Regions from separate parts of the Homo sapiens genome. Here region 1 is linked to region 2. Evidence: chromatin loops called from intact Hi-C (ENCODE). Cell type or tissue: sigmoid colon. All regions are shown on one strand. Links, peaks and the distances in the headings refer to the core of each region. The heading gives the core; the rest is flanking DNA.

Region 1 (16,279 bases), core at 4,945-12,944, 180 kb after region 2:
ATTTTAAAGATAGGGTGTATATCTTAGAGACCAGCACTGTACTAAACAAAGCAACTTGTTCTCAGCCAGATGCTCTAACATCAGGGGTGTTGTATCCTCACCTTATCACTGAACATAAGGAGTTTTCGATAAAAATACAACCTATGTGAGGGAATACTAAAGAATTTTAAATATTTTCTACCTCTTAAAAGAACACACAGAAATAACCCAGAAGTTTGCTTAGGGGGGAAAAGAACTAAAGAAAATGACCTTTTTACATTTCAAATTTTATAGAAATTAAAATTTTAAGGTACAAAATGATTTTTAAGTGTTACCTGCTCAAGAATTAGCATATACTGGTTATAAAATCAGACACGAGTGATGTTCTGAAGAGGCACACTTTAAAGGCTTTCTTCAGCAAGCAAACATCAGGTGGATTTTCTTTCTTGAAATATAGGTGCCAAAAGTCTTACAGGACCCAGAGTTTTATTGCAGCCCTGGAAAGTCATGGATTCACTAGGCAAACATATATTAAGTGCTACTACTGAATATTAAACGTGGTCATTACATCACAAGAACCTGAATGATCAAAGAAACACTGCATTTATTTTGTGTTACACACCATCTTATCACACTCTTTGAAAATTGTTAACCTGATTTTTAACCCAAGTGTGCTGTGACTTTCAGGTAACCAGAGTATTAAACCTGTGAGCTCTTTCCTCGATCATTCTCTGTAAACCAGAGCTTCCCTATCTCTACCCCAGTGGCTGGGCCCCTGTGCTGCTTTGTGGGTCTCCTGAGACAATCTCTACTCTTTTAGAACTCTATGCTCCAGCTTCACTTAATTAAAAGTGATCACTTTAAAAATGGGCCTAACGTCAAAACAGACCCTGCTTCCCTCATGACAGCAGGATTCAAGACCACTTCTTCCTTTACTGTGGAATGAGGCGACCTGAGAAAATACAATTGCCTGTTAAAACTCCATCTGCTTGTTTTCTACTTTAAAGCTCACATAGTACTTTCATGGCCACCCTTTCTCTTCATTCTTATGGTAAGCTCTTGTGGCAAATGTGCAAATATTATTTGCTTCCACTTAAGGGCAAGGAATAGAGAGGCTCAAAGAGGTCTACAGGCCTGCCTGAGTAGTGTGACTGGGATTAGAAGCCAGTCTCTGGAATTAATGTGGGAAGATAGTGGGGATGTGAGTGTGGGCCTTATGTAGCACTTCATACACAGATTAGAAAGAATAATTATATTGTACTTATCAGGGTATCCATACAAATGTCAGAGCTTGTGTAGAAATCTGTAAAGATGAAGTGAGTACAATTATGTCTAAGCGGACTTCCCTGCACAAATGTTACCAGACATTTACTTACATTTTGGACGACAGAGGTTTCGAAATTGAGCCTGTAGAGTTTGCTCCACACCAAACATGAAACAATTCAGTTTTCTTAAAGGTGCAAAAGGATCTTTTGGCATTTAATAATAATTTTACAATATGACTAGTTTGGACCCTATATCTAGAGAGGGCTCCAACTTGCAAATCCTGGACAACTTTGTAGTTCCTTGCATCTTTGAATTGATGTGCATTGCTTTGTGTCTGAAAATTAATCAAGACCTTTTATTTGCAGTCTACTGCTTATGAAAAGCAATTTCCTGCAACCAGTAAGGACAACTTTGATATGTGCAGTTCAAGTTTCACATCTAGCAAACTCCTTCCAGCTGAAATCAAGGGAGAAATGGAGAAAACCCCTGTGACTCCAAGCCAAGGAACAGCAACCAAGTACCCTGCTAAATCCGGCGCCCTGTCCAGAACCAAAAAGAAACTCTAAGGTTCCCTCCAGTGTTGGACAGTACAAAAACAAAGCTGCTCTTGTTAGCACTTTGATGAGGGGGTAGGAGGGGAAGAAGACAGCCCTATGCTGAGCTTGTAGCCTTTTAGCTCCACAGAGCCCCGCCATGTGTTTGCACCAGCTTAAAATTGAAGCTGCTTATCTCCAAAGCAGCATAAGCTGCACATGGCATTAAAGGACAGCCACCAGTAGGCTTGGCAGTGGGCTGCAGTGGAAATCAACTCAAGATGTACACGAAGGTTTTTTAGGGGGGCAGATACCTTCAATTTAAGGCTGTGGGCACACTTGCTCATTTTTACTTCAAATTCTTATGTTTAGGCACAGCTATTTATAGGGGAAAACAAGAGGCCAAATATAGTAATGGAGGTGCCAAATAATTATGTGCACTTTGCACTAGAAGACTTTGTTAGAAAATTACTAATAAACTTGCCATACGTATTACAGCAGAAGTGCTTCAGTCATTCACATGTGTTCGTGAGATTTTAGGTTGCTATAGATTGTTTAAGACAGCTTATTTTAAATGTAGAAAAATAGGAGATTTTGTAACTGCTTGCCATTAACTTGCTGCTAAATTCCCAATGTATTGATTAAATCAATAAAAAACAGATGTTACTCAGCACATTAATTTTTATGTTAACAAGAGGTGAATATAATAAGGTCCTCTAAGCCTTTATGCAAATTATAAGTTTGTTCTACTGCTGCAATGGTAGGCACACATCTTTGGGGAAGATCATGAAGCAAGAAACAGGGGACCATACCTCATTTCTCTTAGCTTTATAGACATCTCCTTTCCACCTGGGTAACTAATTTTGCCAGTTGAAGTCAAACTGGTTGAATAGCTACTTTCCTTTGCTTCCAAAGCAAATTCTAAAGAAAGAATTTGCAATTGCTTTTACCTTCATAAAGTCATAACCTAGTTCCATTCCAACCCCCCATGGAACTGTCAGGTCTCCAAAATGGCCCACATCTGGCCAGCTGAGCATATACTAGTTGCATTTAAATCCACTTGGTAACTAAAAATAGTACGTGTGCTTCTTGCAGTTAGTTTAGAAGACACTATTGTGATTCCGAATGAGTCAAAGATAGCACTGGCCTGTGTTGCCCCACGTGGTTCTGCCAGTATTTTCTTAGTACCTTCAGTGTGCTTTCCTTGGGGGAACCTGCTGGCCAAGGCATATCTAGTGGAAATTGTCTGTATTTTATTTTAAACTGTCATTAACATAGCTGCTTCAAGATCTTTCTCCCTTCTTGATGTCTAGTTCCAGTCGTATCATAAGCCCATAAACCATATCCTGAGCTTTAAGCTTTCTCTCAGGGTTTAGTAAGCCAGTCTTTAAAGGGCGTGTTCTGTTCACCTGATGAGAACTCTGGCTTCATTAGCTAAGTGGAGCCTTCCCTTCCCTAGTAGTCTCAAAGGCAGATGTGTGCACTGCAGTTCCGTCACCTCCGGCGGGGAGAAGCAGGGACCTAGTGCACGGTGGCTGCTTGTCTCCTTGCAGAAAAGCCTAACCAAGATGGTGGCTTTGATTCTGCCTATTCCCTGGGCTTGAAAATGAAATATTCTGTATATTAAAAATACTCTTACTTTCACAGTGATATTCTTTTGGGATTAGAAGATCCTATTGTTAGATAGAGTACTATCCACACTTCTCTTGGCCCTAAAAATTAGCGATTCTGCTCAGTAAGCTTGAGCAAAGGTCCAGAACTAACCACTAACTAAAAGATGAAGTCATTTTATAACACGTTAGTGTGTCTTCACCTATTCCCACCTCACACCAGGCAAGGCCAGCCACCCTGCCTGTCATATGATGCATTCTATTAACGCCCCTCCATCGAGGTGTTCATTTGATTTGTAGGAGTCATTTTAATAGAAATTTAGCTCACTCTTTCTAGAGAGAATTTCCACATCATTTTTGTGTTACTTAGTGGTATTTTTGTTACTTCGTTGTGTAGAACACACTTGGACCAGGCCATGTCTGAGCTTTGTTTCCAACAGATGTGCCTCTTTAAGGTCTGGGGATATATGGCCTTCCTTCCTCCATTTGCTTTCACAGCTGTGAAAAAAGGGCGCTCTTCCATTTCAGATTGACTTTCAATGACTGATAGGCCAACTCGAAGGCACCAATAACAAACACTGTGACACCTCCTGTGCTCCATAGCATGGGGAGCTGGGTTTTGCTGTGATCCAGCGGGACATAGTCTGTCTAGGACAGCACAGCGCAGGTGTTATTTTCAAGGAATTCAAGTAGCGATCCGCATTCCAACTTGAGTGACAGATAAGGCAGGCAAAATATGATAAAAAGAGAGGAATGCAGGCAAGCTGGGGACAAATTCATTTGAGGAGAATAGAGGATGATATCAGAGAAGGCCTTACATCAGAGAAGGAAGGAAAATGGGGATATGTGGAGCAAAATGAAAATAAATTATAATTAATAAAGAAGACAGGATGACAACACATGGTTCTGCCAAAGCCGGAAGCCGGAGCGAGAGGAGGGAAGCACTGCTCATAGAATATTTGGTTGTTCCAGGCCAGTCTGAGGTAAAGTTAGCCCCCTCCCAGGGCCCGTACACAGGCAAACCTAGAAAAAGGCACAGGATGAGGAAACGAAGACCCAGGGAAATGGAAGCTGAGATTTTAAGAGTCAGCCACAAAGTTGTCCTTTCATTTTGAGTAGGAATGTTGTGTGGTGCTGCGGGGGTTGGGTGGGGGCCAGCCAAAAAAAATCAAAACATCTTGTGCTTATCACTGAAATGCTTTGTTTAAATAATTCTATTTGACTCCAAAATGTAAGTTCCAGGTTAGACAGATCAAAAGCAACCAGTCTTGAAAATGAAGCTTTTTAAATTCCAGCCGCGCTGTTGGAACAGAGAATAAAGGCTTTGTTTAAACATGCATTCCCAGCAGCAAGCAGAGCTTTGAAATTGGCCAGGGAAGTTGCGTCCTATAATGGCTGTGCTTGGCTAGAGACCAAGGAGCTGTGGCCTCTGGGAAATGACCCTGGGCTGGATATTTTCTATCTGCCCCTCCAGAACCACTCTGCCTGCTCTGCCGTCTCTGCCCAGAGAGGCTGATCTTCAGGTACTGCATTAACACACTCCCTGGGCTTCTGGATTCATTGGCATTCTGTCAATGAAGGCACCAAGGGGAGATGAGAGAAGGGGAGAGCCAGGTCCAGACGCTGACTCCCGAGTGCCTCCCTGCTCTGGGCCAGGCTGCTGGGCATTTGCTGCCTTCTTTGGTGGGCGTGGCTCCTGCCAGGCAGCCCTCTTACAGCTGTGTCCCCTGCCCTTGCAGGCCAAGACCAGCCTGTTGCCCTGGCTACTATGTCTTCCTTTGTGGGTTTTCCCAAACCCTCTCAGTGCCTTTATGAACAGTCTCTGTTAAATCCTCAGCTTCCGCATTTAAGTTTACCACCTGTCTTTGGCTGCAACTCAAGTGGTGGAGACCCTTTCCTTATCAGTGCTGCATTGTTCCTGACCCAAGGTAGTTTTGTCTCTGGCTGCCAGTCTCCTACCAAAGTACAGTAAAGGGCAAAAAAGATAAACGAGCTCTTCCTGACACAAAGAGATTCACCTGGGTGGTCACTAAGGGTTGGGGAGGGGCTGGTGGGGAGATGTTCCTGAGGTTGGGACCCAGGTAGGGCAGGATACCTGGAGCGTTGCCCGATACCGAACCTGAAATCTGAAATTGTCTGGGCTCAAGGTTTGGGAGCCTAAAGAATGCAACACTTCACTGTGACAGCCAACAGAACCTGGGAGGAGGCCACCCTACACTGGCTGCTTGCTGCCAATGAGAGACCAGGGAAGGGGCTTCCAGGGGACCCCGTGGAGCCCAGGAAGCACAGGAGACCTGAAGACAAGACGTCTCCTGGGCTTCGTGTTCGCTTCATCTCTACAAGCACTGAAATCACTTTACAAAAGCATTTTAAGGTAAAAGTTTTTACTATTCAAAGGTCTCACATCGTTCAGTTGTACTCTTCAGGATCCTGCATTTTTCTGAGTGAGCTGGCTGAGAACCGATTTTGATTTCTGTTCAGTACATTGTTATCACTTAATTCTCATTGGTGAGCCAATTTTCTTTGCCTTTGTTCTTCAAAGCGAGGCCGCATCTGCGGCTGTCTTGCATTTCTTGTGGCTGCCTTCTTCAGTCCCTGCTATAATCAGCTCAACTCTGTGCTTGCTGGGTCAGTTCTCCATATTTCCCTGAATAATCTGGGTCAGCCCTCAGAGGAGTGGTGGGGGTTCCCACCACTGCCCCATTGGGAAGATTAATAGGACTTTTGCAGTGTCACCATGGCACTCTCAGGACCTCCCCTTCCCTGTTGCCCAGTGCCATCCCAGGTACCTTAGCCAGATCCTGGACCTCCTCCTCCAAACATGCATCAGGTCCTGTCCTGGCCCAGAGAATGGGACTAGAGACGCCGTGCAGACCCTGTCTCCGTCCAGGCTTCTGCTGGTTCCTCTCCGAACTAGATCCTGTGGCATCTTCACACCATAACCAGGGCATTGATACAGGGGCCATAGAAGTCTCCCTGCCCTTTGGGGACCAAAACCTCCCTGTAGGCAAAATCCTGAAGCCAGGCTATTCTTTAGGAAAGCTCAGTCAGCACAAAAAGTTGTCTCCATCCCCAGGAGCAATTGCAAGGCTGGAGGAGTCAGCATTCCCATGTGACTGAAGGGTGGGGCGGGTGGGGTGGAAGATGGAGAGCAACTGACCCCCTCACTGGACCCTGAGGAAGATGCCCTTGCAGGGAGGTGGCAGCTGATATTTCCTGGTCCAAACACTGGCTTCCACTTAGTTACTAGAATCAAAGTCTTTTTGCAAGCTGGACTTTGAGCTATAATAGTGGATGGGATCCATTTTAACTAAAACCCCCTTTCAGAGTCATGATGTAACAGCAGCAACAGTTACAGAGCACTTATACATGCCAGACACCATTCTAAGCACGTTACGTGTATCAGTTCTTTCCATTCTTACCACGGCCTGTGAAGTTGATACCATTATTATCTCTACAGAGAAATGAATTAAGGCACAGAGAGATTAAGAACCAAGGTCTTAATGTCCAAGGTCTTGTGTCCAAGGTCACACAGCTAAGAAGTAGCAGAACGTAAACTGGAACCTGGCCAGTGTGCTCAAGTATCACTGTTGTACTATATGCCTCTCAAGATGTTCGTGTTTTTGCTCCCCTACTCTTTAGGCCTAAGCTACCGTGAAGTTTGATCCCAGAGTTTCAAAAGGCCGAGCAACTCACAAACACCTCTGTCTCCAGCAGGAGCCTAGAGTGATAATTTTGACAAGTTTGGGCTTGAGGTTTCAGAAGGGAGTGGAATTATTTTGCATGTTGACGAATTTGGTCGAGACTCAAGCACTATATCAGGGAAAGCTGCATTCTGAAGGACTTTGCGTGATAAAAGTAAGTTCTCAAGGCTTTAACTGGTCCTTTTGTCTGGAGCAGTCTTTAGAAGCCTTTGAATATGTTTTTAACCGAAGAGAGAAAAGAGGCTCCGTTCTTTCCTCAGGAATTCACAGGGACCGTCCTTTCTGTGCAGACATGACAGATCGATGCTTACCAGGAGCAAAGTGTGATTCCCATCTCAGGGCAGCTGGGGGTTAGAATCACTATCATGTTTCGATTTCCCACATCCCTTCATCAGGTGGTGTGAGCAGCTGTGCCGCTGAGCAGGTGGAGTTCAGATGTGGAGTCCACCTCCCCATCCTGCATTCCTCTAGCTTTTGCCATTGCTCACTTCTTTAGAGGACGGTTAGGCGCAGTGACGTTTTGTCCCTTTCACATTGACACCGTCCTGGTTCAGGGGGCAGCCATGTTCCCATAGGCTCCGCGGATTCTGTGGTGCAGGACGGGAGACGTCTGCTCTGGGCCTAAGCCAGCAGCGGGGGATGGTGCCACCTCCCCCTGGCTGCCCACCTCCCAGGCCACTGCCTGCCACTTGGTCCCAGGAGAAGAGAGGCAGTTCTTATTCAGGATCCTCATTGCTGTTTTGGAACTTTGGAAGAAAAGGCTTCTAGCTACCCAAAACCATGCAAATGGATAAATTTTTACAAGAGTTGTTTTTCTTCCAGAAGTAATTACCTGGTTGTAGCTTCAGTCCCTTGCCCCCATCAGCACAGAAATTAGTCATGAGACTATAGTCATTTAGCCACTTAAGTTTCATATCAACTTTCTGCTCACCAACTTTTTTATAGCAGTCCCTGACCAGGCTTCATTACTGTGTAGCCCAGCCCGTGTGAAATCTTGGCAGAAATGTCTTACCTGCAGTGATTCTGATTGCTTGGAGGGGAATAGTCTGACTACCACCAAAATCTTTTTCTTTTCCTGTATAAGATGACCAGCATCAGACCCCGTGGCACCAGCATGGACAGAGTTGTACAAAAGATGTTCATTAAGAACTGGATTGGCCGGGCGCGGTGGCTCACGCCTGTAATCCCAGCACTTTGGGAGGCCAAGGTGGGTGGATCACGAGGTCAGAGATCGAGACCATCCTGGCTAACATGGTGAAACCCTGTCTCTACTAAAAATACAAAAAATTAGCCGGGCGTGGTGGCGGGTGCCTGTAGTCCCAGCTACTCGGGAGGCTGAGGCAGGAGAATGGCGTGAACCCGGGAGGCGGAGCTTGCAGTGAGTGGAGATAGCGCCGCTGCACTCCAGCCTGGGCAAAAGAGCGAGACTCCATCTCAAAAAAAAAAAAAGGAACTGGATTGAGAGACTCAGTCATTCATTCAAGAAATAGTTGTTGGCCACCTACCATGTGCCAGGCACTGATAGGCGCTGGATATAAAACAATGTGAAAGGCAGTCAAAACCATTGCCCAACATAGGGAGCTTGTAGCCATGGGGGCACAGAGACAGATGATGGCCATCTATACAAATGCGTAAAATAATTATATATTGTGATTAGAGATAAGGCATTTCTATATAGAGTGCTATCATAGAGGATTACAGGATAGGAACCCTCTGGAAAGCCTCTCTAAGGAAGCCAACCGTGGGAAGAGCCGGGGAGGGATGTTTTAGGCAGAGGGAACAGGGGAAGAGCTTGATGGAGTCCAGGACTTGGCCCAAAGGCCAGGATGATCAGGGAAGGGGAGAGACAGGGGTCAGGTCCTGCAGGATTTAGGGGGCCACAGGAAGAAACCCTTTTATTCTAAATGCACTGGGAAGCCATTGAGGGCTCGACGTCTGATTATGTGTTTAAAGGATCCGTTTGTCTTCTGTGTAAATGAATTATGCAAAGTGGAACAAAAGTGGAACCAGGGAGATTAGTTAGAGGACATTGAATAAGATGGTGGCAGAGAAGATGGAGAGAAATGGATTGATATGAAATATGTTTTGGAAATCAAATTGATAGGATTCAGTGATGGATTAGAGGTGATGGTTGAAGAAGAATGGGTGAGGAGGCCAGGGATGACTTTGGCTTCAGTAACCAGATTGATGGTGGTGTCGCTTCCTGGGGAAGGCCAGGCCTGGGCTGGCAGTGGAATGAAGAGTTCTAGTGTAGGGTCCTGCCCTACAGGGCCTAGTGGTGTTCTCTTCATGTGTGGAGACGAGAGATTGTAGAAAAATAAGAGACAAGACTAAGAGTATGAAAGACAGCTGGGCCCAGGGGACCACTACCATGAATGCGCGGAGTCCGGTAGTGGCCCCAAATGGCTGGACGCACTGCTATTTATTGTATACAAGGCAAGGGGGCAGGGTAAGGAGAGTGAGTCATCTCAAGTGATTGATAAGGTCAAGCAAGTCACGTGTTTACAGGACAAGGGGCCCATCCCTTTGTGATCGCCGAAGCAGACAGGGAGGACAGCATACGTCAGCGTTTTTTCTACGCACTTATCAGAGAGATCAAACACTTTAATACTTTCACTATTTCTGCTACTGCTGTCTTCTAGGAAGTTAAAAGGAGGACCAGGTGTACAGGCGGAACATAAAAGTGAACAAGGAGCGTGACCACTGAAGCACAGCACCACAAGGAGACGTTTAAGCCTCCGGATGTCTGTGGGCAGGCCTGGCTAATGTCCGACCTCCCGCAAGAGGCTGGTGGAGCAGAGTGTTCTCTAACTCCTCCAAAGAAAGGGAGTTTCCCTTTCACGGTCTGCTAAGTAATGAGCGCCTTCCCAGGCACTGGCATTACCGCAAGACCATGGTGCCCTCCAGCGGCCCTTATCCGGACGTGACAGAGGGCTCACACTCTTGTCTTCTGGTCACTTCTCACAGTGTTCCTTCAGCTCCTGACTCTGCACTGGCTGGTTATTCCTTGGTTATAATAATAAAACAGATTAATACTAAAAACTAATTATTATGATTATCCATATATGATCATCTCTATATCCTATTTCTAGTATAACTTTTCTTATTCTAAATACTTTCTTTATTATATTGGAACAGCTTGTGCCTTCACTCTCTTGCCTCGGCACCTGGGTAACTTTCTGCCCACATCTAGCTGATCGTATGAAGTTTGAGATCTCTATCAGACCTCAAAGTGGAGATGACTACTTGAGATGGATTTAAGGGTTGGAGCAGATCAAGGTGGATAGAGAGAAAAGAGCCCTAAGGTGGAGAAGGATGTGAAGAGAGACCCAGAGTTAATAGCGAAACTGTGTGCAGAGGCTTCTGGGTGCCTGACAGGGCTCACAGAATCCAGGGAGACCTGGTATCAAGGCACCATCTTGGTCCACACAGCAAGTGTGTCTCCCTCACTCAAGGACTAGGCAGTGACTGTATTTTGGCAAGAAGAAGGATGAGAATGGAGTGGAATGACATGAAATGCCATTCGGAGAAATATCCCTGGGAGATGTGGCCAAATCTCCTTATCGCTTGATTAATTGAATCTGAATAGTGACAGTTTACAAGCCCTCAATAGCTAAATCATAATTCCATAGCCTTCCATTAGCAATAAATCAGAAAATGGTGGGCCAGGTATTTTGCTGAAACCCATATTTGCAGAATCCTGGACTGTCTGAACTGTTCCTTCAGCCCAACTCTTCCTCAGTGCAGAAGCTGCACCCACAGCCAGCTCCAGTGAGCTCCCACCTCTGATGACACGTTCCTGGGGTTGGGGGCTCCCTACCTCCCAAGGCAGATGAATTCCACTCTGGAAACACCTAAGTGTGAGAAAATTCTTCCTATCATCTGACACCTGCTGCTCACTGGCCCTTCTGGAGCTCTTTAAAGGCCTCTCCAGCTGCCACATCCAGCCCCTTGGGTTTGAAGGTAATTCCCACAGCCCTGTGTGCCTTCTTCAGGCTAAACATCCCCATGTCTCTTGGACTCTTCCTTAGTGACATGTTTCTAGGCCCTTCATTCTAGTTCATCTGGGTCTTTTTCCAAAATTGAAGTCAGACCTCCAAGTGTGGCCCGTCACCCCCAGTCCTCGGAACACTGTGCGTCTGTCACTGCAGTCCATTGTGTTCCTGTTAACAGGGATTCGTGGACAATCTAGTTTGAGTTTACCAGGACAGGCTTTAATGACAATGTGTCCCTGAAGCATGGTTATTTTCCTATCAGTGTCCTTGTGGTGGACTTTCAGTGACTGCTAAAGAGGCTTTTTGCAGTGTGTTGCCTGTGGGGAGCAACAGAGAGTGTGTTGAGTCAGCGCTCTGGGGTTGGGTCTGAGTCACAGAGCCCTGAGATTATCCAGGAAGACACACTCATTTTCCTTAAGTATCGGTCTTGCTAATTATCCACTGAGATATATGGGGAGGGAAGAAGGCACAAACCGAATTACAGGCCTGCTTGCCAGAGGATGCCTTAGTGGCTTAGCTCCTGCTGGGGTGGCGGTGGGAAACAGGAGAGGTTTGGCAACCTCACACAGGACCTGTCCTGGACCCTCCAAACAGGGTGAGCGCAGGTGTGGTCTGTGTCTGTGTAAGCTGCATGTCCCCACGCCTCCCGCCCACAGGCACTGGGGCACATTAACTTCTTTGCCTAAATGGAATGGCTCTGAGCCCTCTCTCCCCATGCTACTATCAGGAATCTGAGTCTTTTGCAGGGAAGACTCTGAGCGCCCTCCCCTGAACATCTCTGAGAATTCCCAGGAGTGTTCACACATGTCCTTGTCCACTTGTGGCTCTTTGCCTGAGGCAGAGGCTCAGATGCATCATTTCTGATGTCCTTGCCTCTCACTTTCATTTCCAGGGCTTCTGCTCCCCAGCTACCATCAGCGACTGTGCAGCCTCTGGTCAGCCAGGGGCTGTGGCGGCAGCTGCCCAGCAAGATGCCACATGTCCAGTGTGATGAGCGCCAGGCCCAAATCCCAAGTGTCACCCCAATGTAGCGTGACACAGCAGCCGGGCCCTGCGGTCCTCCGATGTTCCTCGCTGCAGGATGTCCCTTCATGTGGACTGACCTCGTGGAGTGGAGTGGATGTGGGTGGCAAGGGTGTGCTGGTACATAAGCCGTAGGATGTGGGGGTGGGGGCGAGGCAGGAGTTGGGAAGAGGTGTGGTGTGGGAGAGGCACGGTGCATACTGTGGTTACAGAGGGATATGGGTGGGAAGGAGGTCTCAGCAGAGATTGCTCTGGCCCTTCCCTTCTGGGTCTCAGAAGCTCCCCAGGTAATCCTGACATGCAACGTGTCTGTTTCCTATCTGGGCCCCAAACTAAAGGGATCTGTAGGCTATTTCCAAATTGCAAGGAACATAATGGAAAAAGCGTATCTGCCTATAGTGAAATGGCTCAGACCACACTCACCTAAAGTTTTTGGGTAATAAAATATTTCAAAACACAGAGCTCACAAAAGAAATAATGACAGGCATCGTTGGAGGTGTAAAGGGTGAGAGGTAGTCCAGCCCCTCACTGTACAGCAAGGCCCAGGGACAGGGTGTTCCAGCTGCTCGGTGCTCACTAGACCAGAAGCCAGGTGGGGTGTCGGCTACAAGTGGGGTGCTGGGTGCTAGGTGATCTCTCATGTTTCTGCATTCAGGATGTTCACTGTGGGATAAACCTTCCGCCTGTGGGATCCTTATTTGGGGATCAGGGCAGGCACAGGCTCTTGTGGCTTAGTCACTCACAGCCCCAGCAGCTGTCCCTGCTTTCATTCTCCGTGGGTCAACAGCAGGAGCCCTAACCCTTAGCCACAATGGAGTGGGGAAGGGGCAGCCAGGAGACTCTCGGCTGACAGATTACTTGGAATACCCCTTACTAATTATGTAGCAGTCCCCACAACTGCCTTTGCAAGTTAGATTTAAAATGAGGTGTGTTTTCTTAATTTTTTTTATTTTAATAGCTTGTGGGGTACAAGTGGTTTTTGGTTACACGGATGAATTGTACAGTGATGAAATCTGAGATTTGAGTGCACCCATCACCCGAGTAGTGTACATTGTACCCAATATGTAGGTTTTTATCCTTCGCCACCCAGCACTCCTTCTGAATCTCCATAGTCCATTATACCACTCTGTGTGCCTTTGCATATCCATATCTTAGCTCCCACCTGTAAGTGAGGACATAGGGTATTTGATTTTCCATTCCTGAGTTCCTTTACTTGGAATAGTGGCCTCCAGCTCCATCCAAATTGCTGCAAAAGACATTATTTCATTCTTTTTGATGGCTGAGTAGTGTGTATATATGTGTGTATAGTAGTGTGTATATGCCACGGTGTATATATACCACATTTTTAAAATGCACTCATTGGTTGATGGGCACTTAGGTTGGTTCCGTATCTTTGCAATTGTGAATTGTCCTGCAATAAACATACATGTGCAGGTGTCTTTTTGATACAATGATTTATTTTCCTTTGGGTAGATACCCAGTATTGAATTGAATGGTAGATCTACTTTTAGTTCTTTGTGAAATCTCCATACTGTTTTCCATAGGGGCCGTACTAATTTACATTCCAACCAGCAGTGTATAATTGTTCCCTTTTCACCACATGCCCACTTTTTTGACTTTTTAATAACAGCCATTTTTTTTTTTTTTTTTGAGAAGGAGTTTCACTCTTGTCAACCAGGCTGGAGTGCAATGGCATGATCTCGGCTCGCTGCAACCTCTGCCTCCCGGTTTCAAGTGATTCTCCTGCCTCAGCCTCCTGAGTAGCTGGGATTACAGGTGCCCATGACCATGCCAAGCTATTTTTTGTATTTTTAGTAGAGACGAGGTTTCACCATGTTGGCCAGGCTGGTCTTGAAGTCCTGAACTCAAGCAATCCACCCATCTCGGCCTCTCAAAGTGCTGGGACTACAGGCATGAACCACTGTGCCTGGCCAATAATGGCCGTTCTTAAGGCTCATATACTGTTGGTGGGAGTATACATTAGTTCAACCATTGTGGAAAACAGTGTGGTGATTCCTCAAAGACCCAAAAACACAAATACCATTCAACCCAGCAATCCCATTACTGGGTATATACCCAAAGGAATATAAATTTTTCTGTCATAAAGACACATGCACGTGTATGTTCATTGCAGGATTATTCACAATAGAAAAGACATGGAATCAACCTAAATGCCCATCGTTGGTAGAATGGATAAAGAAAATGTGGTATATAAACACCATGGAATACTATGGAGCCACAAAAATAAATGAGGTCACGTCCTTTGCAGGAATATGGATGGAGCTGGAGGCCATTATCCTTGGCAAACTAACACAGGAACAGAAAACCAAATACCACATGTCCTCACTTATAAGTGGGAGTTAAATGATGAGGACTTATGGATAGCACAAAGAGGGGAACCACAGACACGGGGGCCTATCAGAGGGTGAAGGGTGGGTGGAGGGAGAGGATCAGAAAAAATAACTAATGGGTACTAGGCTTAATATTGAAGTGACAAAATAATCTGTACAACAAAGCGCCCATGACACAAGTTTACCTATATCACAAACCTGCACATGTAACCCTGAACTTAAAAGTTAATTTTTAAAAAAAGGGCATTCTTCAAGAGTAATGTGGTACCTCATTGTGGTTCTAATTTGCATTTCCCTGTTGATTAGTGATGTTGAGCATTTTTTCATGTTTGTTGGCCATTTGTATATCTTCCTTTGAGAAATGTCTGTTCATGTCTTTTCCTACTTTTTGATAAGATTATTTGTTTTTTTCTTGCTAATCTGTTTGAGTTATTTGTAGATTCTAGATATTAGTTCTTCGTTTGATGCATAGTTTGCTAATATTTTCTCCCCTTCTGTGGGTTGTCTGTTTACTCTGATGATTATTTCTTCTGCTGTGCAGAAGCCTTTTAGTTTAATTAGGTCCCATTTATTTATTTTTGTTTTTGTTGCATTTACTTTGGGTTCTTAGTTATGAATTATTTGCCTAGGCCAATGTGCAGGAGAGTTTTTCCTAGGTTATCTTCTTGAGTTTTTATGGTTTCAGGTCTTAGATTCAAGTCTTTTGATCCGTCTTGAGTTGATTTTTATATAAGGTGAGAGATAGGGATCCAGTTTCATTGTTCTACATATGGCTAGCCAGTTTTCCCAGCACTATTTATTAGATAGGGTCTCCTTTCCCCAATTTATGTTTTTGTGTGTATTGTTGAAGACCAGTTGGTTTTAAGTATTTAGCTTTATTTCTGTGTTCTCTTTTCTGTTGCATTGGTCTACGTGTCTACTTTTATACTGGTACCACGCTGTTTTGGTAACCATAGCCTTGTAGTATAATTTGAAGTCTGGTAATGTGATGCCTCCAGATTTGTTCTTTTTGCTTAGGATTGCTTTGGGTACTTGGGACTTTTTTGGTTCCATGTGAATTTTAGGATTTTTTTTTTCTAACTCTGTGAAAAAAGATGTTGGTGTTAGGATAGGAATTGCACTGAATCTGTAGCTTACTTTCAGCAGTGATATAGTTTGGCTGTGTCCCCACTCAAACCTCATCTTGAATTATAGTTCCCATAATCCCCACATGTTGTGAGAGGGACCCAGTGGGAGGTAATTGAATCATGAGGGCATTTATTCTCATGCTGTTCTCGTGATGGTGAGTGAGTTCTCATGAGATCTGATGGTTGTTTTTGTTTGTTTGTTTGTCTGTTTTTTGAGATGGAGTTTCACTCTTGTTGCCCAGGCTGGAGTGCAATGGTGCGATCTTGACTCACTGCAACCTCTGCCTCCCAGGTTCAAGCGATTCTCCTGCCTCAGCCTCCCGAGTAGATGGGATTACAGGCATGCACCACCATGCCCAGCTAATTTTGTGTTTTTATTAGAGACGGGGTTTCTCCATGTTGGTCAGGCTGGTCTCAAACTCCCGACTTCAGGTGATCCACCCACCTCGGCCTCCCGAAGTGCTGGGATTACAGGCTTGAAGAGATCTGATGGTTTTTTAAGGGGCTTCCCCCCACTTCGCTCTGAACTTCTCCCTGCTGCTGCCATGTGAAGAAGGATGCATTTGCTTCTCCTTCCATCATGATTGTAAGTTTACTGAGGCCTCCCTAGCCCTGCGGAATGGTGAGTCAATTAAACCTCTTTCCTTTATAAATTACCCAGTCTTGAGTATTTCTTCATAGTAGCCCAAGA
Region 2 (16,279 bases), core at 4,238-12,237:
AAAATTAAAGCAATTTCATTATCCTTTCCCTTCCCCCTTTTTTTGAGACAGGGTCTTGCTCCCTTGCCAGACTGGAGTGCAGTTGCGCAATTATAGTTCAGTGTAGCTTCAAACTCCTGGGCTCAAGTGATCCTCCTGCCTCAGCCTCCTTTGTAGCTGGGACTACAGGTGCATGCCACCAGACTTGGCTATTTTTTTTTTTTCCTTTTTTTGTAGAGATGGGGCCTCATTATGTTGCTCAGGCTGGTCTTGAACTCCTGGCTTCAGGCAATTCTCCTGGCCTGGCACCCCAAAGTGTTGGGATTACAGGCATGAGCCACCATGCCTAGCCTCATTATCCTTTTATATATTAGAGGATTTAGTTTGCTAACATTTTCTTAAGAATTTTTGCTTCTAGGTTCATGAAGGATATTGGTCTGTAGTTATATGTACTTGCAGTGTCTTTGTTTGGTTTTGGTAACATGGTAATGTTATTGGGAAATGTTCCTTTTTTATTTTCTGGATGAATTTGTATAGAATTGGTATTATTTCTTCTTTAAATGTTTGATAGAATTCACTAGCAAGGCTATATGGGTCTAGAGTTTTCTTGGTTGAAAAGTTTTAACTAAGAATTTAATTTCTTTACTATTTATAGTTATTTTAAAAAGAAAAAGTATTTATGGCTATTCTGATTATCTTTTTTCTTTCTTTTAACTTTTAATTTGAAATAATTACAGATTTACAAAATGTTTCAAATAAATACACAGGGAGACTCTGAGCACGCTTCAACCATCCTCCCTCAATATTAATATCTTGCATAACTGTAGTATAGTATCATACTAGGAATCAAGGTTGACACAGTCCACAAAGCTTATTCAGACCTCTACAGTTGTATATTTACTCATTTGTGTATGCGTGTATATAGTTGTATGCAATTTTATGCCTGAAGCTCATATTAGCTCCATCTCTAAGTGTCCACTTCCTCTGGGGTGAGTGGGGATAGGGAGGGAGGGAGAGGGGCCACTGAGGGACTGGCAACACTCCAGCATGTGGTGTTGGGGTCCATGGGCAACTTCAAGGCAGGTCTTGTGTAACCACGAACTTTGTGTAACCATCACTGTAATCAAGATACAGAACTGCATCATCACCCTGAGTCTCCCTTGTCTACTCCTTCCTTTATACTCATACCTACCCCTCTCCTATCTGTAACCCCTGGAAACAGATTCATTTCTATAATTTTGTTATTTCAAGAATGTTATATAAATGGAATCATACAGTATGTAACCTTTTGAGATTGGCTTTTTTCACTCAGCATAATTCCCTTGAGGTTCATCAAAGTCTGTTGCATATTCCTTTTTATTGCTAAGTAATAGTCCTTAGTATGGATGTGCTACAGTTTGTTTAACCATTCACCTGCTGAAGGACATTTGAATAGTTTCCAGTTTTTGACGGTTACTGATAAAGCTGCTATGAACGTTTGTGTACAAGTTTCTGTGTGAACATAAGTTATCATTTCTTTGGGATAAATGCCCAAGAGTACAACGACTGGGTCATGTAATAAGTCAATTTTAGTTTTAAAATAAACTGCCAAGCTAATTTCCAGAGTGGCTGTACTATTGTACATGCCCACCAACAGTGTAGGAGTGATCTGTTTTCTCCATATCATCACCAGCATTTGGTATTGCTACTATTTTTTATTTTAGCCTTTCTGATTGATGATACTTCATTGCGATATTAATTCACATTTCCCCAAAGCCTAATGATGTTGGTCATCTTTTCATGGGCTTATTTGCCATTGTGTATCTTCTTCTGTGAAAAGTCTATTCATGTATTTTGCCCATCTTCTAAATGAATTTTTTAAGGTTGAGTTTTAGACATTCTTTGTATGTTTTAGATACAAATTCTTTGTCAGATATGTGATTTGCAGTCATTTTTCTCAGCCTGTAATTGTCTTTTTAATAATTAACAGGATCTTTTGCAGAGAAAAAGTTTTAAATTTTGATGAAGTCCAGCTTAACAATTTTTCCTTTTTATCTGTTTTGTTTTGAATGAGCTTTGGTGTTTGTTGAACTTCTTGGATCTGTAGGTTGGTAGTTTTTGTCATGTTTAGAAATACTTCACCTCTTTTTTCTGCTTTTGGAAAGCAGAAAAAAAAAGTATTAAGAATGCTTAATACTCTCTCACAGGTCATTGAGGCTCTGTTCATTTTTTCCTTGAGCATTTTTTTAATCTTTTATTTTGGATAGTTCCTATTACTATGCCTTTACTGATTTTTTTCTTCGGCAGTATCTGATCTGCTGTTAATTCTATCTATTGCATTTTTCATTTTAGGTATTGTATTTTTCATCTGTAGAGGTTCCATTTGGGTCATTTAAAATATATCTTTCAGGCACCAGGCATGGTGACTCACGCCTGTAATCACAGTGACTTCAGAGGCTGAGGTTGGAGGATTGCTTGAGGCCAGGAGTTCGAGACCAGCCTGGGGAACGCAGTGAGACCCTATTTCTAAAAAAATAAAATAAAATAAATAAAAAATCTTTCATTTTTCTCATCATGTTTATGTATTTCTCTACCCTGTTAGACATGTAGAACATATTTATATGATTCTTGTCTGCTAGTTGTATCATTTCTGGGGCATATTTTCGCAGATTTTATATGCCCATTAACTTTTAACTGGTTGCAAGACATTATGGATTTAGGTGACTTCTTTAAATAGTGTTCGCTTTGTTCTGGCATGCAGTTAAGTTGCTTGAAATCAGATGAAGCCTTTTGAGACTTGCTTTTAAGCTTAAGTAGGGCAGGTCTGGAGCAGTCTTTAGTCTAGGGATAATTTATCTCTGTTGTCAAGATGAAACCCTTCTGAAAATTCTACTTGCTGCCCTGTGTATTAAGATATCTTTCCTCTCTGTCTGGCAGGAATAGGAATTGTTCCCAAATCCTGTATGAGATCTGGGCGTTGTTCTGTCTTTTTCTTGCAAGGCTGTTTTCCTTCCTCTCCCACCCCCAACACGAGCCTTGGATAGTTTTTTTAAAATTAATTTTTAATTTTAAAATTAATTAATTAATTAATTTATTTTTTAAAATTAAAATTTAATTTTAATTTAAATTTTTTAAAATTAAAATTTAATTTTAATTTAAATTTTTTAAAATTAAAATTTAATTTTAATTTAAATTTTTTAAAATTAAAATTTAATTTTAATTTAAATTTTTTTAAAATTTTTTTTTTATTGTGGTAAAATACATATAAAATTGACATTTTAACCTTTTTTTTTTTTTGAGACTGGGTCTCGCTCTGTCGCCCAGGCTGGAGTGCAGTGGCGCGATCTTGGGTCACTGCAAGCTCCGCCTCCCGGGTTCACACCATTCTCCTGCCTCAGCCTGCTGAGTAGCTGGGACTACAGGCACCCGCCACCACGCCTGGCTAATTTTTTGTATTTTTAGTAGAAACAAGGTTTCACCGTGTTAGCCAGGATGGTCTCGATCTCCTGACCTCGTGATCCACCCGCCTCAGCCTCCCAAAGTGTTGGGATTACAGGCGTGAGCCACCATGCCTGGCCCCATTTTAACCATTTTTAAGTGTATAATTAAGTGACAGTAATTACATTCACAATTTGTTATAACCATCATCACTATTTCCAAAACATTTTTATCACCCCAAACAGAAACTCTTAAACTTTACTAGTAACTCCTTATTCTCCCCTCGCCTATCCCTAGTAAACTTGAATTTACTTTCCATCTCTATGAATTTGCTTATTCTAGATATTTCATATAAGTGGAATCATACAATGTTTGTTCTTTTGTATCTGGCTTATTCTAGTTAGCGTGCTGTTTTCAAGGTTTTTCCAACTTAGGTAGTTTTGGCCTCACATATGCTTGTATCAGCTCTTAGCCGAGACTCATGTGCATGCTCCTGCAGATTTCGGAAGCTGTCTTTTGTGCAGCTCTTACCCTCAACTAAGCTAAACTGCTGGGCTTTTGGGGAATTTGCTGCATTCTGGAAACTGCTTCTATGTGTTAAACTGGTGCAATCATGGAACTCATCATGTTTGCTTTCCCTCTCCCAGGTATTACAGTGCTGTGTCTTGTGTGATGGTCCAAAAACCATTGTATCATGTATTTTGTCCAGTTTTCTAGCAGTTTATGGCAGAAGGGTGAGATCTGTCCCCCGTTACTCTATCTTGATCAGAAGCAGAACTGTCCTCTGTGTCTGTGTGTGTGTGTAACAGCTTTTACTGAGATGTAATTGCCATGCAATAAACTACCTATGCTTAAAGTGTACAATTTGATTTTTATATATGTGCACATCCATGAAACTGCCAGACAATGAAGATAGTGAACATATCCATCACCCCCCCAAAATTCCCTTATGTCCGTTTTAATGTCTCCATCCTGCCTCTCTCGGCCCTCCTCTGCATTCTCAGGTAACCTCTGAATGCTTTTCTGTCACTGTAGATTAGTTTGCATTTTCTATGTAAATGGAATCATACAGTACTACGTGTGTGCACCCATAACTTACTCATTTTTATTGCTGAGTGGTGTTGCATTGTGTGGGTATACCACCATCGATTTATCCATTCACATGTTGTTGGACATTCATTTGGGTTGTTTCTAGTTTTTGACTACTACAAACAAAGCTGTTATATATTTGGATAAGGCTTTTTGTAGACATATGTATTTATTTTTCTTTGGTGATTACCTAAGATTGGAGTTATTCATTCATAGGATAGATTACATGTTTACCTTATAGAAAAGCTGTTTTCCAAAGTGGTTTTATCATTTTACATTCCCGCCATCAACAAATGAGGGTTCTTGTTGCAAGAACCTTACATCCTTCCCTAATATTTGGTTTTGTCAGTCTTTTAAACTTTAATCTTTCTGGACGATGTGTAGGGATGTCTCATTGTGGTTTTAACTTACATTTATCTAATGATTAATAATTTTTTGAAAATTTTATCTATTAATTGAACACTCATATATCCTTTATAAAGTATCTGTTCTTTTGCCTATTTTTTTGAAAACAGGTTGTCTTTTTATTTTTGAGTTGTAGGAATTCTAATTTTGGATACAAGTTTTTTTTAGATATATGTATTGTGAATATTTTCTCCCAGTCCGTGGCTTGCCTATTCGTTTTCTTTTATTTATCTATTTATTTATTTTTTTGAGACAGGGTCTCACTCTGTTGCCCAGGCTGGAGTGCAGTGGCACAATTACGGCTCACTGTAGCCTTGGGCTCAAGTGATTCTCCCATCTCAGCCTCCCGAGTAGCTGAGACCACAGGAGTGTGCCACCATGCCTGGCTAATTTTTGTATTTTTTGTAGAGATGGGGTTTTGCCATGTTGCCTAGGGTAGTCTTGAATTCCTGGGCTCAAGTGATCTGCCTGCCTTGGCCTCCCAAAGTGCTGGGGTTACCAGTGTGAGCCACCATTCCTGGCCACCTATTGATTTTCTTAATGGTGTCTTTTGAGGAGTAGAAGTCTTACATTTTGATGAAGTCTAATTTATCAGTTTTTCTCTTATGGCTAATGTTTTCTGTGTTCTTTCTAAGAAATCTTTAACTTACCTGAAAGTCATAAAAACATTCTGTGTTTTCTTCTAGAAGTTTTTAGTTTTAGCTTTTGCATTTGTGTGTATGATCTATTTCAAGTTAATGTCTGTGGGTGGTGTGAGATAGGAGTTGAAGTTCAGTTTCTTTTTTCCCTTATGGATATACAGCTGTTTCAGCACCATTTGTTGAAGACTTTTCTTGTGTTGTTGAATTGCTTTGCCAGCCTTGTCAAAAATCAGTTGACTTCTGTTTTCATTGATTTGTCTATTCTTATACCAATACCAAAGTGTCTTGATTACTGTGGCTTGATAGTGAGTCTTAAAACAAGGTAGTGTGAGTCTTCCAATTTTGTTATTTTTCAAGATTGTTCTGGCTTTTCTGGGACCTTTGCCTTTACTGATGCATGCTAGTATCACTTTGCCAATTTCTATAAACTGTGCAGCCAGATTGAGAATCATAGAATAAACCTTGGTAAATTCATGCCTTGTGATGTTTTTAAGAAGTCATTTTGGGGACCTTCTCCAGATAATATTCCTTGGGAGCACTGGGCTTTATTCTATTTGAATGTCTATGTCTTATAACTCCTAAAAAGGAAATTTATACTATACATACTTTTCCTTAGGTCTTTGCCTAGGTACATAGTTTCCTTGTCATCTTTAGTGTCTTTGGTGGAACTGAATTGTTACTGTTCCAATCTTAATAATATAAATGTTGCTTTAGTACAAGAAAAATAAGAAGGTAATATAGCACATAATCCATTAAGGTCTGTCTACAAAGGATATGTAAGGGAATAAGACTTTTTCTCTGTAGTATCAGAATCAATCTTCCTTCTGCTGCATTATATTTCCTAGACAGTTATTAGGGAAATGTTCAGGGCCACAGTTTTATGGAACTGTACTTAGTGAAGTATCAAATACTATAATAAATAGCTTTCTTGCTTTTATATTTCCAGATAAACTCAAGCTTTCAAAAAACTTCAAACGTCTAATTTTTGCTGTTATCTTGAAATACATGCTTTAATAGCACCACACTTATTGATGACTTTTAATAGCAGAGCGAATTATGTTACAATATGTCTGATGCTTTCTAGAAGTTGTCTGACCATACTGTGGTATTCATTTTTGTAATTGTTTTTGAGTTGTGGTTTTACATATATAATTCATTATCCACGATTTATGATCCCAGTTACATAAATCAGTTCTTTTTAGTCTCTTGTAGTAAATACATGTAAATGTTATGAATAATACTTTGGAGGAACTTTTATGCCATTTTAATGAGTTCATGTTTACATTGAATAACTGAATTGCAACTTGGAGTGTTCCCAGAATAGAAAATGTGAATTACTAAAATGAATTTGGGTACTTCAGGACTGTGATGGAAGGAACTAAGAACTGTATTTTATTTAGTGATCATATTGTTTTATGATAAAAACAAGCTATTTTTCTCTGGATGGCAATTATTTTGTACTAAGGAAGTACCTTGGAATTATAGACCATCTTTCAATTTTATGCACATTCCTGTAAGCTGAAAATAATTGCTGATTTGGATTTTCCTTGGAAAAAGAGGTGGAGACTATATTATTAACTTTGTAGGGAGGCATTTTTTAGTCATTAGTCAGATATATTGCTGTAGAAGCCGTTGAATATTGTTTTTAAAAGTTCAGAATCTTGTAATATAAGCCCAAAGAATAAGTTAATTATAGAAAAGTGCTACATTGTATGACTCAGATAATCTGAGACTGATGACTAATTTAGTGTGTAGCTAGGTGCTAAATGTAAAAGGAGTTCAAAGCCTGGAAAGACCCACATGGACTGGAGCTGTTAGTTTGTTTTTGGTTTAAAGGATAGAATCTGGTGTTATTCATCATGCCCATATTGGGACAATGAAAAGACTTCCCAGTATTTCCTACAAAAGGTTACCCAGGTGTAGTTATGTGCTTCTGATTTTCCCCGTTCCTCTGTTTATATAGGCATAGCTCATATATTTTGGGAAATGGGAGGAATAGCTGTATTGGTGCTATATTGGTTTGTTATAGCCAATCCCTAAAGAAATGTGTTCCTGTAAAGACTCTTTTGTTTTTCTTTATATTCTCTGAAATTATTATTTGCCTCCAGCCATAATTTCTTGCAGCCACAAATAGTAATAACTAATAATATTATAGCACTGAACTGTGTACCTTACTGTGTTCTAGATATGTTTCATATTTTGACTAATTTGATCTTCATGATAACCCCATGTGGTAGGTAATATTCACTTTTTCATTTTACAGATGGGGAGCCAGATAAACGTTACATAACTAGAAAGTGGCAGAGGTGAGCTCTGAACCAGAGTCTCTACTGTTAACCCTAGTCTATGCTTGAATTGACTTAAGAAGTAAATTTTATTAGTAATGTTTTAAACATTGTTATTATTATTATTATTTTGAGACAGGGTCTCACTCTGTCACCCAGGCTGGAATGCAATGGCTCGATCTTGGATCACTGCAACCTCTACCTCCTGGGCTCAAGCAGTCCTCCCACCTCAGCCTCCCGAGTAGCTGGGACCACAGGCACACACAACCACCCCAGCTAATTTTTTAGTATTTTCAGTAGAGTTGGGGTTTCACCATGTTGCCCAGGCTTGTCTCAAACCCTCCCACAGTGCTAGGATTACAGGCATGAGCCGCCACGCCCAGCCTTAAACATTATTTTAACAATGTCATAGGTTCGACAGTTATAACTGTATTAAAGTCCTGAGAAGCTCACTCAGTAATTTAAAAAATTTCCACTAGAGGTCAGTCTATCACTTGGCAATATAAATATTTGCTGCTTTCTTAGTGCAAAATTTCATTTACTAAATTAAAGAAGTATGCTGTGGAAGAGACTTGGGTAGCAGAATAGATTTTGAATTGGAAACATAATAAAAAGTCATCTTTATAGTAGTAAAAGCATGTATGACTATTACAAGATGCAATATTGGTTCAATTGACTGTTTGCAGAATTTAGTCAAGATATCCTATGAGATGCTATCTGGCACAGGAAAGGCTAATGACCCTGATCTTTAGTTGTTGCCTCTAAATGAACCACACATTAAACATTAGACCAATTTTGTGTTACTAGTACTTCAGATTCTTTTTCTTGACTCATTTAATTTAGTCAAGGACTTAAAATATACCTGGAGAGTAATGAAATAGTGAAAATATTGAGTGTTTACTAAGAGATATTCTGATAATTTTAAGACAATGTGGGTCTAAGATTGTTTAAAAAGTAGCCTAGAGGCTTTTATTTCTCAACTCTCACGTTTTGGAGATAACAAGGAGTTGAATTAAGATGCAGAAACTGAGGGTCTATTTAGAAGCTGCATTTTGAGGTAACTTCTTTGCTTGTAAATGCAGTCATATTTTGGAAGGATAAAATATAATTAATTAACTAGAGTCTTAACTTGGAAGGATTAAATATAGTTGGAGAGTCTAGCATGGTCCTGAGTATAAAGTTATTAATCAGTTGACCAATGATGTTATTTATATGTAAATAATGATTTTGGCTTCTGTAGGTTAAATAAAGCCTTTTAGGCAGCCTTCAAACTAACTGAAACAATCTGACTTGACTTCAGATTTGTCACACTGGAAATGAATGGCAACATGCGGAACAGGCCAGGACAGGGAGGGAAGTTACACAGGAGGGATGGGTCGGCAGAGTTTGTAAGTTTGGATGGGTAATAACTTAACCCAGGGGATTGTTGGTGGAGGAACGAGGGAGTCCTGTAGCTAGAGATAGGCAGAAGCAGACAGGATATTTGGGTTCTAGGTAAGCAAGGTGCATCTAAGACCTAAGAAGTCTTCAGAGGCAGCAGAGACGAACAAATGAACGTGAAGGTGAGAGTTAATGATTTCTAATGGTACCTATCCCTTACTGTGTACTTATTTATGTGCCAGGCACTGTGCTAAGAGCTTTATGTACATTATCTCTTTTTCTCCTTATCATAATCTTGTGAGGTAGGTTCTAATCCCTTTTCACAGACAAGATGACTGAGGCTGAATGAGTTTCAATAACTTGCCTTCAGTCGTAGAACTTGTAAATGGCAGAACTGATATTTGAACTCGGGGCTTATGACTCCGGCTGTGAAACTCTGTTATCGGATGCAGAAGGTATTTCTTTTTTTGCCCCAGTTTTATGCTGCCTGCAATGTAGAGATGGCCATAGGCTTATATCCAATGGGAAATTAACCCCATGGGTAAACCCCAATTACAACAAAAGCAGAGAGTTACAACTTCCAGGGAGATGGGGGTTGGTATTTTTGTTAAAAATGTGAAGTTTTTTAACCTTTGACTATAAATCATGGTGAAAAACCTATATCCTCCATGTAGCGCTGATTAGATGGTGGCGAATCCATCTCCTGTACTTTCACTACTTTGTTATTTTTTTTTCCTCTTTTCTAAAATCCACTAATTATCTTACTAGGTGTTCTCTCTGTTGGCTTGGTTTCTCATAAATGACACTCCCGGAGATGCCCTCTCAAGGGCTTTCTAGAGTCATAATAGGAAGAGTAGTGGGCAAACCTAAAAGGAAGTTTAGGGATCACTAATTTGGTCTGTCAGTGTACTTTTGTCACTTTATTTTTACACCTGCAGGCAGCAGTGCTTCTGAGACCTTTTAGTCCTTTAAAGATAGCTTTGATCCTAGATCTCTTTCTGCTTAGGATATGTTTTTGAAGGGATGAGGACAGAATGTCAGCTTTCTTCTCCTAAAGGCACCGGTTGTTGAATTTCCCCTGTAATCTGGGACTTTCATCATTTCCTCCATGTTGATGGTGGCGCTAGACCTGGGGAATAGCATTTATCTTTTGTTTTTTGACCTAAGTGACAGGTTAATGGTGAAAGGTCCATCAGCTAAGAATGCTTTTAATAAGGCCCTCTTTTTTGTGGTTTAGCCAGGGTCCATCTGTGGTTAACTGCAAAAAGTATTTCCCAAGTTCCTTCAGTCTTTTCTTCTGAAGTTGCTTGAAGGTGATACTTAGGAAGAGTACATTCACATGCTATACAAGGGCAAGCAAATGGAAAGTTCTCTTTCTATATCTTTTTATCTCTTGGGTGAAACTTTGATTTATTTTGACAAAATAATACAGAATTCTTAACCTAGCAGTATAAAGTAACACCAGATTCACAAGGGGCAAACTCTTCTCAGCAGAGCAGGCTCAGCAGAATTGCGTAAGGCCAGAGTGCCTGCTTTCTTCCATAAGGCTTTGGGATTAAATTTATTCATCTCTGTTTTTAATCCATCAATGCCCAAAGTCATCTGTCTCTTCTATTTGCTATTTCATAGAGAAGGAAGCCATTTGATGGGAATTTCCTAAATTCCCTACAACCAAATCTATATACTTACTTCCACCTGTTAGCATCCATCTTCTTCAGATAGCTTTCCAGCTGGCCTGCCTGCTACTTTACACTCTTGATTCTCTTACATCCTGCCCCTAAAGTCATATTTTACAAATAAAAATCTGATTATGCCACTCCGCTCCTGAAAAAGTGTTTATTTGCATGCTTGTAGGATAGAGCCTCAGATCTTTAACATACCTTATGAGGCCCTATAGATATTGCTCCTTGTCTACCTCACCATCTTTGACTGACAGCAATGTAGCTCTTTTTTTTCCCCACAGTTCAGCCATACTGGTCCCTTTTAATTTCCTCAAATCTGCCAGGTTTCTTCCTGGCTCCTCTTTTTGGAATGCATTCCTCACTTTCCCTGGCCAACTGATTGCTGTCCTTCAGGTCACTGCTTGTGTTACTCTTTCTGGGAAATCCCAATATAGTCATACCTCTTGTAATTATTAAGTTAGTGACATTATTTTCCAGGTGTTTTTATTACCAGGAAATTCAGTTCTCACTCTTGAGGACTCTTCCTTCACTTTGTGTATTATGTAAGAACTGGGGGTTCCAAAGGGTTAGTCTCATGTACCATGTGGAGGGTGAACTTGAAATCCGAAAAGTACAATATAGCTGTTGCTGATAAAGACTGTTGCTATTGAAGAATGGTCCTGCACAGCCCAAAGGGACTGATTATTTATGATGACCTGCCCAAGATGTAGAAGTTATATTTTACATTCATATACCTACAGACTTACGTTCATACACTTAGTCATTGTTTCTCAAAGCATAATTTTGTGTCATGGTGGTTATAGGCTGGGTTAGAGTCACCCTTCCTCATGATCCCCTGGGCTGGATTGAGCTTGGGACACCAACCCAGACAGCTCCTGCCTAGTGAGTATTCTTTTGGTGCCATTTGTATCCCTTCTTGCCAGAAGATTTTGGTCAGGGCAATGTTAGGTTTACTCCAACAGCTAACTTTGAATCCCAAGGAACACTCCCAGAAGGCCTATGGGTATCCCAAGAAAAAAGATAGTTATTTCTAGGTTGTATGCCCAAGGAAGGCCCTACTTACCCAGATACAGGGTACTTACTCATTTTTGCAATCTGTCACTATGGGAGGCGACTTAAGTGACTCTTCACAAAATAAAGTGAGCTTCAAGGAGACTTTTGCCTCTCCTTGAACTGAGAAGCAACTCAGAGATTCTTTAGCTAGAATAATCTAATCCATAACACTTGGGGACTCTAATCTCTGCTTAAACAGCTACCCCTTTACTTACTTATTGATCTGCTATTCTTGTGATTTTTAAAAATAGTAATAGTCTGTTTTCCCCACTATAATGTAAGCTCCAAGAGGGTAGGAACTATTTCTGTCTTCTTCATTGCTGTATCTTCAGTGCCTCCCAAAGTGCCTTGCAGATAGTTAATATCCTATGCATATTTGATGAATGAATGAACTTTAAGTTTTCCAAAGTAGAATTGTAATAGTAACTATTACTTCTAAGAATGCAGAAGATATTCAGAAAAGTAAAGCCATACTAACCATATTCCTTATCATGAAACTAATTGAGAATCAACAAATAGAATGAAAAGCAAACAAAAAAAAAATCTGTGAAACTAGGAAATGGCTCAGTTCCTAGCTATGGACTAGAATCTAAGAGTATAATGAAATATGGATGAAATCAAAGGGGATGCTAAATTCTGTTATACACTGTTTAGACTGTAAACAGAGTGCAGATTTCACTGAAAGTGGGGGGCCATGAGTATCCCATCCTGTAAGGTTTTCGTGTTGGGACACGCCATGGGAAAACCTGGAAAATCCCCAAGGAAGCCAGTGCAATATCTCAAAATGGAGACAGAGAGAAAGAAAGAGAGAGAGAGAGGAGAGAGAGACAAGAGGACAGTATCTTTTGATTTCTAACCTGCAGTGAAGTGGAGAGGAAGAAAGAAGAAATGACAATGAGCTATGTAGCAGTTAACTGAATCAAATGAACATAAATGAATAACTAATAAATTAGCAAACCAAAGCTAGTTAACTGCTTTACTCTAAGCATGCAGAATGAAGTACATTTCAGATTAAGAATTATTTTAGTAAACAAATTCTTGAAAAATACATCTGTATTCACTTAAAGAAATTGAAGGGGAACATAGAATTTTTAGAAATTGGAGTTAAGGAAAGCAAGGCAATCCCTCTCTGGTGGTCAGTCATAGGATGTGAGGCTTTATAGCTGTTGGCAGCCATGTTCTGTGCCTTGTGGGAGAAATTGGTCTGTCTATGATACTGACAGCCAAGCCAACACATTGAAGCAGAAATAAGAGACAAAAGAAAAATAGCCCTAGTTGAGATAAGCAGTCCTGGTGGCGTTCAAGTCTGTGGTTCCAGTTATCCCTCAGGCTCAGTTACACTTTATACATTTCCTAAAGTTATATGAGGTACTGCATTGTCTTTCTGATAAATTCTTTTTATCTAAACTATTTCAAGTTAGGCTTATGCCATAGGCTTTCAACTAGGAATTCTGTATGATATGTAGATAATACAGGCAGAGAAGATCCAACATATGTGTTATTGGTGTGCCTGATAGAGAGTAGAACGAATGGACAATAATTTCAAATATATCATGGGGAAAAGACCACCAGAGATTAAACGGATTAGTAATCTGCAGATTCAAAGAACACAGAATTCTAAAAGAACTGAAACAGGATGATCAATATCAAATAAGTATGTAACAGTAAAGTTACTTGTGCTTCAAGATTAAAAAAAAGAATCGCCAAGCATCCAGACAGGAAAAGCAAGTCACCGAAAGGGGGAAAATGAGACTGGCTTCTGACATCATGGTAATAGCCAAAGCCAGGAGGCAGTTGAACAGTGTCTGAGTTTTGGTGGAATGTGTGTAGGCAGGGAATAGTGTGACCCACAGATTTAATACCTGGTCAAGCTCTTATTTATGCATAAAGATAACAACCAATATTCTCAAACATTCAAGGACCTAGTCCCTGAAGAAATGCCTCATGAGTAAAATTAATCATCTAAGTGATAAATAAAAAGAACTTGGGAATGAAGAAGCAGAGATAGGAAGGGGTTGATAGGGCATATGGAATCTATTTAAAAATAGACCAAGTAAAGTCTGAATAACTGCGTTGTATGAAAACAGAAGAAAATGTAAAGGCTCTAAAATTAATGTTGAATAAAGGATTTATGTAACAGATATAAAGAGGGGAAGGGAGAATAGGTAGAGGTTTGTAAAAGAGTTTGAACTCCCATTTATCTTCGTGGAGAGAGAGTCAGTAGATAACAGCCTGTAGTTGATGAATCTGCTAGTCTCAGTTGAAATCTAGGCACTGCCACATAGCAGCTATGCATTCTCAGATGAGTTTAATTCTCATAAGTAGCTGTAGAATCTTCATCTGTGTCTTGGAGGTAATGATACTACTAACCTACTAGGGTTGTTGTGAAGATTAAATACAATAATGTGTGTCAGGTACTTAGAACAGTGCCTGGCCTGAAGTAAGCATTCAGTAAAAATTACCAATTGTTTATTATTATTTTAAGGCAAAAACATGGGCAGATAATTTTATAATCTTGGGGCAGAGAAGGCCTTTCTAAGCATAACTCTCAACCTAGTGACCACAAAAGAAAAGATTAATTATTTGATTTCATAAAAACTAAAAGCTTTTACATGACAAAATCACCATGATAAGAATCAATGAACAAATACCCAAGTGGGGGAGAATAATTGCAATATGTTTGACAGAAGGAGGATTGATATCATTAATATTTAGGGATCACTGATAAGTCAACAAGAAAAAGATGAGAAAAAATCAGTATGAACAGATATTTTACAGAAAAAAAATTTGAAAAAATACTTAGCCTCATTTATAATTAAGGAGGTAGAAATTAAAATAAGATGCTATTTTTCATTTATCAAATTGAGAAAGATGAAAAAGTTCAAAAATATCTAATGACAGAATGTGGTAAAATGCACTCTCATATCCTTTCTTGAGGGCAGTCTGACATTTATCAAAATAATAAATGCTCACACATTTATCTCTGCAGTGCTACTGCTAAGAGTGTATTCTACAAATATATTCATCTTAGTATACAAAGATATATGTAAAAGGTTATTGCATATAGCATCATTTGTAATAGAAACCATTTGGAAGCAATTTACTTGACTATTGATATGGACTTGTTAAATAATTTAGAATGCTTATATATATTGGAATATTATATAGCCATTAAAACAAAAGAGGTGTAAATATATATATGGATAATGAAAAAATGGTTAGGCTATAATATTTAGAAAAAGGGTAAGTTACTGAGAATAGGTATAGTATGAGCTTATTTACAACCATATGTGATTTATACTTAGGCTGTGTATATGCAAAGAAAATTTCTAGAATGTTACACAGAACCATTGGAAATGATTATCTGTGAGATGGAGAATGGAGATGCTCTGGACTCTTATTTTCATTTTATACCCTCTGGACTCTTTCAGTTTTTATTACAGCAATTATTTTCTGATTTTATAGTAATTAAAAGCAAACAAAAATATTTTAACCGGTAGTGACTATGTTGCTTTTGAAAATAGAATTTAATATTCTGGGAATAAAATTATGGGGTAGAATAGTAAAACAAATCAAGTAGGTTCAACTAATGTTTGTTCAACAAAGATTTAGGAAGCTCCTACTTTGCATGACGTACTAAACTGAGCTTAGCTTGTGGAACAGATAATACTTGATAAATGCTAAAAATAGCGGTTCAGACATTTCTCCTAGAGGTTATATTTTCTTAATTAAAACCAGATGAAATGAAGTCTGTTAGTGAACACTGTTTTTATTACATGATTGTCATGCCACCAACCTAGAAACTAGCATGAGGGGCAGGAAAAAATGCTAAGGTTTGTGAACTTGGCTATGCCATTTTGTTGGCTTTGTGCTTTGGTTGTCATAATATGGCTGCTGAAGGTGTTGGGGATATGTGAGAAGGTATATTAGTGATAATGCTCATGATGACAGGAGAAGATCCTGTATTCCTGAGCAAAAACTAGATTTGATCAAATGCTGTATTTACCAGTGCTATTTATGTTTTGTTGCTTTAGAGGCAGCAATTTTATGAAGGAGGTTGTAGTTTCATGGAGGCAAGTGGACCTCTACATTTTCTAGGGTTTGGCCATGTGAATTATACCAATCTATTTAGAAATTGTGGCTGTTTTCTATTAGAGAGTCTGTGATTCTTCAAAATCTTGTGATTTCATTGGGCTCAAGACATTTTGAGGAATGGGAAATGAGTGCAGTATCCAGTTGGCATTAGCTTTTTGAATTTGAATACCCGCACAGCCAGTTGTGCTATATTAACACTTGTTTTGAAAACGTGAATTTGCTGCAATGCCATTGATATATTAGGAAGCGATTT

The links. Hi-C counts contacts between places; a loop is a spot of excess contacts. Peaks named below come from ENCODE experiments on the same cell type or tissue, not always from the same donor. Only the 100,000 strongest peaks of a DNase experiment are listed, where the experiment ranks them.
Region 1: it touches region 2 in a loop (4-fold over the local background); 12 of 110 quality-filtered maps call a loop at or near these places.

The regions. Positions count from the first base shown.
Region 1 is chr11:8,378,042-8,394,320 of GRCh38, reverse strand. It overlaps STK33 (serine/threonine kinase 33), which reads left to right. Exons shown (of 16, transcript NM_001352389.2): 16 at 1,611-2,451. The coding sequence ends at 1,811. Among named protein-coding and RNA genes, the nearest start is that of LMO1, 120 kb to the right of the region's middle. In sigmoid colon, for the core only: no CTCF peak of the experiment used is centred there; a DNase peak (open chromatin) is centred at 9,940; H3K4me3 peaks cover 233 bases.
Region 2 is chr11:8,558,809-8,575,087 of GRCh38, reverse strand. The region is part of intron 1 of STK33 (serine/threonine kinase 33); the gene reads left to right. Among named protein-coding and RNA genes, the nearest start is that of STK33, 27 kb to the left of the region's middle. RefSeq lists an enhancer at 8,092-8,171. In sigmoid colon, for the core only: a CTCF peak has its summit at 8,302 (motif pointing right); no DNase peak of the experiment used is centred there.